Regions from separate parts of the Mus musculus genome. Here all the other regions are linked to region 1. Evidence: chromatin loops called from intact Hi-C (ENCODE). Cell type or tissue: left cerebral cortex. All regions are shown on one strand. Region 1 holds the start of Bax (BCL2-associated X protein). Region 2 overlaps Bcat2 (branched chain aminotransferase 2, mitochondrial). Region 3 holds the start of Dbp (D site albumin promoter binding protein).

The links. Hi-C counts contacts between places; a loop is a spot of excess contacts. Peaks named below come from ENCODE experiments on the same cell type or tissue, not always from the same donor. Only the 100,000 strongest peaks of a DNase experiment are listed, where the experiment ranks them.
Region 2: it touches region 1 in a loop (3-fold over the local background); 6 of 42 quality-filtered maps call a loop at or near these places.
Region 3: a loop joins it to region 1, with 3 times the contacts of the local background. A loop is called at or near these places in 8 of 42 quality-filtered maps.

The regions. Positions count from the first base shown.
Region 1 is chr7:45,465,248-45,467,747 of GRCm38, reverse strand. Bax (BCL2-associated X protein) reads left to right here and starts at 850. Exons shown (of 6, transcript NM_007527.3): 1 at 850-1,006; 2 at 1,477-1,528; 3 at 1,625-1,771; 4 at 2,424-2,500. The coding sequence starts at 973. In left cerebral cortex, a CTCF peak has its summit at 1,213; DNase peaks (open chromatin) are centred at 859 and 1,993; H3K4me3 peaks cover 1,848 bases; H3K27ac peaks cover 1,719 bases.
Region 2 is chr7:45,587,915-45,590,414 of GRCm38, reverse strand. It overlaps Bcat2 (branched chain aminotransferase 2, mitochondrial), which reads right to left. Exons shown (of 11, transcript NM_009737.3): 8 at 2,395-2,480; 9 at 2,036-2,176; 10 at 1,887-1,961; 11 at 705-1,109. The coding sequence ends at 1,071. Among named protein-coding and RNA genes, the nearest start is that of Gm31479, 6.0 kb to the left of the region's middle. In left cerebral cortex, a CTCF peak has its summit at 938 (motif pointing right); DNase peaks (open chromatin) are centred at 422 and 1,068; H3K4me3 peaks cover 733 bases; H3K27ac peaks cover 941 bases.
Region 3 is chr7:45,704,614-45,707,113 of GRCm38, reverse strand. Car11 (carbonic anhydrase 11) reads right to left here. Exons shown (of 9, transcript NM_009800.4): 9 at 2,443-2,500. It overlaps Dbp (D site albumin promoter binding protein), which reads right to left and starts at 1,867. Exons shown (of 4, transcript NM_016974.3): 1 at 1,352-1,867; 2 at 98-508. The coding sequence starts at 1,490. In left cerebral cortex, CTCF peaks have their summits at 129 and 1,409; DNase peaks (open chromatin) are centred at 117, 1,048 and 2,170; H3K4me3 peaks cover 2,371 bases; H3K27ac peaks cover 2,354 bases.

The sequences.
Region 1 (2,500 bases):
ATGATGTAGTATGGAATAGAGTTTATTTAGGACATGGGAAGTAGAGTTGGGAAAGGAGGAGAGAGAGAGAAAGGAGGGGAGGAGAAGTAGTGGAGAGAGAAGAGGCCCTCCAGGAACACCTGGAAGGCGGGGAAGAGGAGAGAAGGAGAAACAGGGCAGGGAGAGAAGGGGCAGGAAGTAAGAGAATAAGACAAGTAAGTAAGTGAGCAGGAGAGCGAGGAGGGGGCAAACAGTCCTTATATAGTAGGCTAGGCATACCTGACTGTTGCCAGGTAACTATGGGGCGGAGCCTAGAAGGACTGCTTCTAGGATGTCTCAATTTCACAGGCATCTGCTTGCTTGTAGTTCCCAAGGCTGAAATTAAAGATGTTGTAGCCACCACGTACAGCCTGTTTTTGTGTTTTGAGATAGATTCTTACTTAATGGTGCAGCTTGGACTCAAACTATTTTATCCAGGTTTGCCTCGAACTCTTTAGCAATCTTCTTGCTTCACTCTATCAGAGGTATGGACCATCACTCTGGTCAACTGGTTTTTTTTTTTTTCTCCCCAGATTGGAGCAATCTCTTATAGTGCAGGTTGGTTTTGAGCTCGAGGCAATACTCCCGTCCTGCCTCAGCCTCTCAATGCTGGGATGACAAGCATATCCCAGGCAAGCTTTGAACTTGCGGCAATTCTGCTTTAACCTCCTTAGTGCTCTCTACCATGAATCTATGGGAAGAAGAAATAATGGGGGCGGGGGGGGAAACAACCAACTCTGGGCATCAGTTCGGATTAAGGTCGATCCGCGCATGCGTTCATTTAGTACCCGCGGCCCCGCCCCTGCAGCGAGCGATGATGATCACGTGACTAGTCCTGCGGGGCGGAGGCCATGTTGCGGGGCACCCACGTGAGGGCCGCACGTCCACGATCAGTCACGTGACCGTGGTGCGCCGCAGCCGCCGGGGCGCACCCGGCGAGAGGCAGCGGCAGTGATGGACGGGTCCGGGGAGCAGCTTGGGAGCGGCGGTGAGGCGGGAGGCGGAGGACTAGGCCCGGTCCAAGAACCCTAGGACCCCTCCGGCTTTGGGCTCGGGCGGGAGCAGGCTGGGGCGCGCGGATCCATTCCCACCGGCTCATCCGCACCCCGAGAGCGGACATCCGCGTGCGCGCCCCCGGGCAGGCCCGGGCTTGTCGCTGGCGCCACTTCCTGCTGGTGGCCTGGGATGGGACAGAAGGCCAGCGCCACCTCCTCCCACCCCCAGCTGGGGGTCTGTTTGCTTTTGGCATTCTGCTCTCTGGGTTTGCTGTGGAGCTGGGATGCAGGCCGGGTCCCGCCCCCTGTCCATCAGAAGCAGTAGCCAGGCCTTCCATGCTACTTGTCACTACTAGGGTCCCCAGCTCTGTCTCCCCTCAGGGTTATGAGCCTACCTATCCATCCCCCTGACTCTCCCTGGGACCCAGGAGTCCAGGCACCCCTTTCCTCCTCTCTCCCCCAGGGCCCACCAGCTCTGAACAGATCATGAAGACAGGGGCCTTTTTGCTACAGGGGTGAGTGCGATGCTACTAGTGTGGCGGGATGGGCTTTCAGAACACCGCTTGGTTCTCAACATTCTGCTCCTCTCCCCCCTTTCCATTCACATGTAGTTTCATCCAGGATCGAGCAGGGAGGATGGCTGGGGAGACACCTGAGCTGACCTTGGAGCAGCCGCCCCAGGATGCGTCCACCAAGAAGCTGAGCGAGTGTCTCCGGCGAATTGGAGATGAACTGGACAGCAATATGGAGCTGCAGAGGTGTGCTTCCTGGGACCTGGGGTCCGTCAAGGGGTCTCCTGCCGAACTGGGCACTGTTGTTCTTCTCCCAAGAGACTAGGTATCCTCCACTCAACTCAGATAGAATCCAGAGCTTGTTTACGTGGTGGGCCAGCCCCTTACCCTTGAGCCGCATCCCTTGCTTGGTGGGTGTCAGTCTCTTGCTCGTGGATGCTTGGCAGGTGCCATACCTCCAGCTGGTTATGGCGGGTTCTAGTAGGCGGTGCTCTGCTACCAGGCTGTGCTCACAGCCCCTCACTGGTGACTGCTAGGTGGAGCTCTCTACCTTTGAGCTTCTCACTTGTGGATGCTGTGCAAATGCTGGACCATGAAGCCGTGGGTCCAGCCCCTCACGGCTGAGCCATGACCCAGCTCTCCACGTGTAGATATTTAGGAAAACATGCTTTTGCTCAGTCAAGCCCCAGTCCACATTCCCCAGGACCCTGAATTTACAATTCAAGGTCCCACTTTCTTTGCTTTCTTAGGTGTACGTCTTGTCTCCTTCCCAGTCTGCTAGCCATAGTTTCAGCCTGGGCTGGTCCTTGTGTCCTTCTCTGTAGTCTGGGGGAAAATGTGGGAACTCCCATACTGGGCCCGACATCTCACCCAGCGTCTGTTTGCCCCTGTCCTGTAGGATGATTGCTGACGTGGACACGGACTCCCCCCGAGAGGTCTTCTTCCGGGTGGCAGCTGACATGTTTGCTGATGGCA
Region 2 (2,500 bases), 120 kb before region 1:
AAAAAGTCCTGCAGACTCTCTTCAGCTCCAGCTAATTTGATCAGCAATGAAATGGCATGCCCAATCAAGGCCGACTGAGGACAGAGGCAAGATTTGAATCCAGATCTGCACCTGGGTCTTAATCGCCTCTCTCTGGAGGCTCATGTGGGCCTTGTTAAAGTGTGTGCGTGAGGAGGGTAGGGATTGGGACGCATAGACTCACAGAGATGGAAGGGAAACATGGCATGATCCAACTCCTGCAACGGTCAAAAAAGTAGGGACTCCCTTCAGTAGGTGGCCTGCCCTGTGAGAGGAGCTGATGGCCCTGAGAGACACAATTATAGAAGCCCTTTGGTGTCAGATGGAAGCAGATGAAGGCCAGAAGGCCAAAGAGGAAGCTAGCATAGAGACAGGCAGAAGACCAGGCCAGGAAGTCAGGCCAAGGTGGGGACACAAGAAGGGACAGCGCAAGCAGTCAGGGACTCCAGGAACAGGGCTTGGACACCAATGAAATGTAAGAAGGGAAGAGATCTTGAGAGATCTGGTGTGGCCACTGTAAGGCTGTACCCAAGACAGGAGTACAGGGAGAATCCAGTAAACGGGGTTCGATACTAAAGTACAGAAGGAACCCACGGGTCAGAGAAGTCCACAAGCTGGGTCCCTGATAATAAGATGAGATGAGCCCCCAGCGACCCAAGGTGGTACTTAGAGCATGATAGCCAATGTCTTGTTCTTTGGCATTTTATTTCAAAATTGCAGCAAGTACGGAGAAAAGGGGGGGGGGGGGAAGGACACGAAGAGCACCGGGGATCCGGCCTGAGAACGGAGATAGAGAAGAAGCCAAGGTTCTCCCTTGAACACCAGGACGCGGAGCAGCTGAGTCCTGAGACCCAAAATTTGAGGTGGCGTCCAAATTGCATGGGTCCCGCCCTTAAGGCTTTGGAGTGTAACGTCCACGAGGGGGTGCCAGAGATCCAGCATCTGGACAGACCTTTCCCTATTGCACTTCTCTTGAGTCTCTGGGAAGCGAGGACGCTGGACTAGATGCGGCACGTCTGCAGATCCAACCAGGGAGGGCACAGCCCCCACCGTCACACCCGAAACATCCAATCGTGGGCACTGGCTCCGTACTGCCAGACAACGAAATTGCGGCAATAAGACAGCTGCACTACAACTCCCAGTAGACCCTGGAGCATCGCAAGCTGACCACTCTCTGAGCTCCGCCCTAGTGCCTTATGGGAAGTGTAGTCTTTTGCCCGGAGACCCAACCACCAATTCCAAGGGATCAATCATCAAAGCAGAGAATTTCAAAGCCTTGAATGCTCTTGGGAAACGGCGTTTTCAGCTCAAATGTGCTGTGCTAGGTGCCAACATGGGGCCAGGATACCCAGTCACCTCGGGTCCAGCTCAGTGGGAAATGAGCCCAGAGGTTCTCTAGAAGCCATCTAGGTTCACAAGAATTTGGGAATTCACCAGAGGCTTGTGAGAGGAATCCTTCAAGGCCAGGGAGGGGTAAGGGAAAAAGGTTTGCTATGCCAGAGGGACAGCCCAGAACCCCAGGGTGTCGTGGGAGGCCTTCCCCCCCCAACACCCCAGAGTCTCATTAAAGAGGGGGTTCTGAGCCGGGCGTGGTGGCGCACACCTTTAATCCCAGCACTCGGGAGGCAGAGGCCGGCCTGGTCTACAGAGTGAGTTCCAGGACGGCCAGGGCTACACAGAGAAACCCTGTCTCAAAAAAAAAAAAAGGGGTGGGGGGGGGGTGGGGGGGGTGGGGGCAGGTCTGTCTTTAAGACCCAAAGCCTCAGAGACTCGTGCAAGGGGCCTACAATTCCCGTGTTTCTGGCCACAGGTATTCAGAGGTGAGGAGCCATTAATCAAAGTTGTTGCTCACAAGCTCACGAGCTCACCTGAATAGCCTTCAGTTCCTTCTGGAAGCGCAGGATGAGCTCTGGGCCGTTCTCCATGGTAGGTATGTGGAGTTGCTACAGAAAGGGAGCCATGAGGATGGGGCACTCCCGCCCATTCTTTCCCACCTACCCTGGCAGCTCTGCCTCACCTTGCCTTCATACAGGATTTGGTGCACCGGGCAGACCTGACAAGCAGTGCCTGAGCCGAAGACTTCTCGCACTCGGCCTTCCTCCAGCGCCCGCTTCAATTCCTTCATAGTGACCTTGCGTTCTGCCACCCGGAACTCACCCTGCCGTAACAAGGATGCAGAAACACTCCAGTACCCAGACAGCTGCCCTACTGCAGACCACCATCACTCCCTCCCTAAGGCTGCTGGGAAAGACAGAGGCCCAGGGATGGGAGATAGATCCACAGAAAAGAGGGCTCAGGCAGTGGGCCAGGCTTCCACCACTGCACCACGACTCAAGACACTTTGGTCCAAAGATTCAGATGCCACACAGGCCCTACCCAAGTCCTGGCCAGATCCAGCAGACTTTGTCGAACTACTCCAGGCAAGATGACGCCATTCAGTGGGGGGGTTACCAGCTCCAGTACTAAATCAGGGATGACAGAT
Region 3 (2,500 bases), 240 kb before region 1:
CCCAAGTCCCCTAAAGGATCGCAGCATCTCATTGGGCAGACTTCCAAAAGTGTCGCGAGGCCCCGCCCTGCCCGACAGCCCCGCCCCTTCGCCGCACCTGCGCGGTGGCCGCCGGCGGCTCCCAGAGTGGCCCGCGCGGGGGCGTGCCCGGGCGAGGAGCGGGGGGAAGAGGAGCTGCAAGAGCCGGGCCCGGGGGAGGGCGCGGGAGTGCGCGCTGGAGAGGGTGCCGGCGACAGGCCCCCGGGGGGCGGCGGGCTCGGCGGTAGCCCGTGCTCCAGCAAGAAGGCGTCCAGGTCCACGTATTCCACGTCCCCGAAAGGCAAAGTGCGTTCCCACAGCAGCGGCGCAAAAAGACTCGGGCCAGCCACAGGCCCTGAGCGCCCCCGAGGGGACCCACCGCCACTAACGGCCCCACTCGGGGCATCGGCTGGGCCCGCCGTTTCCAGGCCGGGTCCCGGGACGGGGGCTGAGGGCAGAGTTGCCTTGCGCTCCTTTTCCTTCAGGAGACCTGTAGGCCAGGGAGAGACCGGATGGGGTGGAGGGACACAGGAGGGACCCCAAGTTAGAGATATGGCGGAGATACAGAGAAGTGAGGAGACGGGAGCCGTAGGGCAAAGACCCAGGGAGGTGGGTACAGGCAGGGAGAGAACCCAGAAAAAGAAGAGAGGGATAAAGACGGGGCTTGGGGAGACCCAGAGAGAAAAGAGAACAAGGCCCCAGCAATAGAGGGTCAGGGAGACGGGGACCCGGAGAGGGGGAAAAGGCAAAAGTATACAGAAGGATAGGGTTAGGGGCCCGGGAGGGGATTAAGAAACACAAGCACAAGCGACCCAGAGAACGAGGATGGAAGTTTAGAAAGAAGGGTTTAGTGACAGGGTGGGTGAAAGGTTGGGCAGGTGAGAAAGAAAAAGTGACAGCTCAGTAATTCTCCCACCCCCAGCACCCTCATCCCCTCCCCCACAGTCTGTTGGGGCTGGAAGGGGCTCCACTGCTCAGGCACATTCCTCATCCCTAGTTTCCATGTGACCCTGCGAGGCCCCGCCCAAGCCCGTGTCTGCACCGTGTGAGCATCCGACACACCCCCTCCCTTCCCCTAGGACTCCAGGGGTCCAGACTCTGAGGCCAAAGGAAAGAAAGAGGGGTCTGGCACCTAAACTCTGTCCTCAAGTAGGAACACTCCAGGGACTTGACCCTTAGGCCCTCCAGGCGTCAGATTTGGTCCTGGAGGCTGATGGACTGGAAGACCTAAGTGACCTAATGAAGACTAGCAAAGATGGGACACCTAGCTGATAGGTGCCGTGGACCACCACCCCAACAGTTGAGTCCCTAACACAGTGGGACTAGAACTCACAGCTGGCCGGTTCTTTGGGCTTGCTGTTTCCCTGCAGAAGGCTCCTCAGCCCAAGCAGCGCTCCCCCGCCAGGGGGGGCCCCAGCCGGGCCACCCAGCAGCAGGGGGCCCGGGGTCCTGTCGCTCAGAGGCCGCGCCATTGCCGTGGACCTGCTCCCAGGTTCATGAGCTCATGGAGAGTCGAAGAGATGAGATGATATGTCAGTCACCCGCACACTCCAGTGGTTCGGGCGAATGTGTCCCAGAGTCGGGAGAGCGCGGCGTGCAAGCCTCCAGGATCAGGACGCTTCAAATCCTAAGAGCGCTGCGGGGGTTCAACCAGTCAGTTCTGCAGAAAGGTGCAACTCAAAGACTGTCCCGGGAGGCTCCTATAGTCTGGGCGAGTGGGTGACCAAATCAAGCAGCTGTCTCTTTGCAACTGTGGGTCCCCAAGGGACACAGGCGCGCGCTCCTTCTGTACCAAGTGGGCGAGTCTCTGGCTCTAGCCAATTTTGCACTTCTCGCAAAGAAAGGAGCTTTGCAATCTGCACCCAGAGGTGTGCACCCAGGGGCGGAGGAGGGGGCAGGAGGAGGTGGCAGCCTTGAGGCGTGGCCAAAGCAAACTTCTTTCGCGGAAAAAAAAAAATCTAAACCAAAACACCGGACGCCAGAGCGCGCGCCCCTCCTCCGGGCCCCCTCCCTCCACTTGGGCCATGCACCCCAGCCGCGTGCCTTCCTCCGGCTTCTGGCAAGAACCAATCACGTCTCGAGCCCTTGAGACGCTCAGCCAATGAGATGAAGGGATATGCCAAGACCCTGGAGGCGCGTGAGGGGCTGAACTTGTGTAGTTGCCTCGCCTTTTGGAAGAAGGCGGGACACTGACCTATATTTGGCCAATGGGAGGAGGCGCTGGAGGCGGGACCGTGACCCACTTCGGGCCAATGAGGCAGGAAGAAGGGGGAAGCACATGGCTTTGCGCGTGCTATCGGATGCGGGTGTGGGGCAAGAGGGGTACCTCTTAAAGGAGCCGAGTGTTCACAGACTCATTGAGGAAAAAAAGCAGAACATCAATTAGAGCAGATTAAGGCAGAAAGAAGTGGGCTTCGGGAAGGATTTTTTTTTTTTAATATCTAGATGTTCCTCAATCGCGACTGATAAACCACCGAGAAAC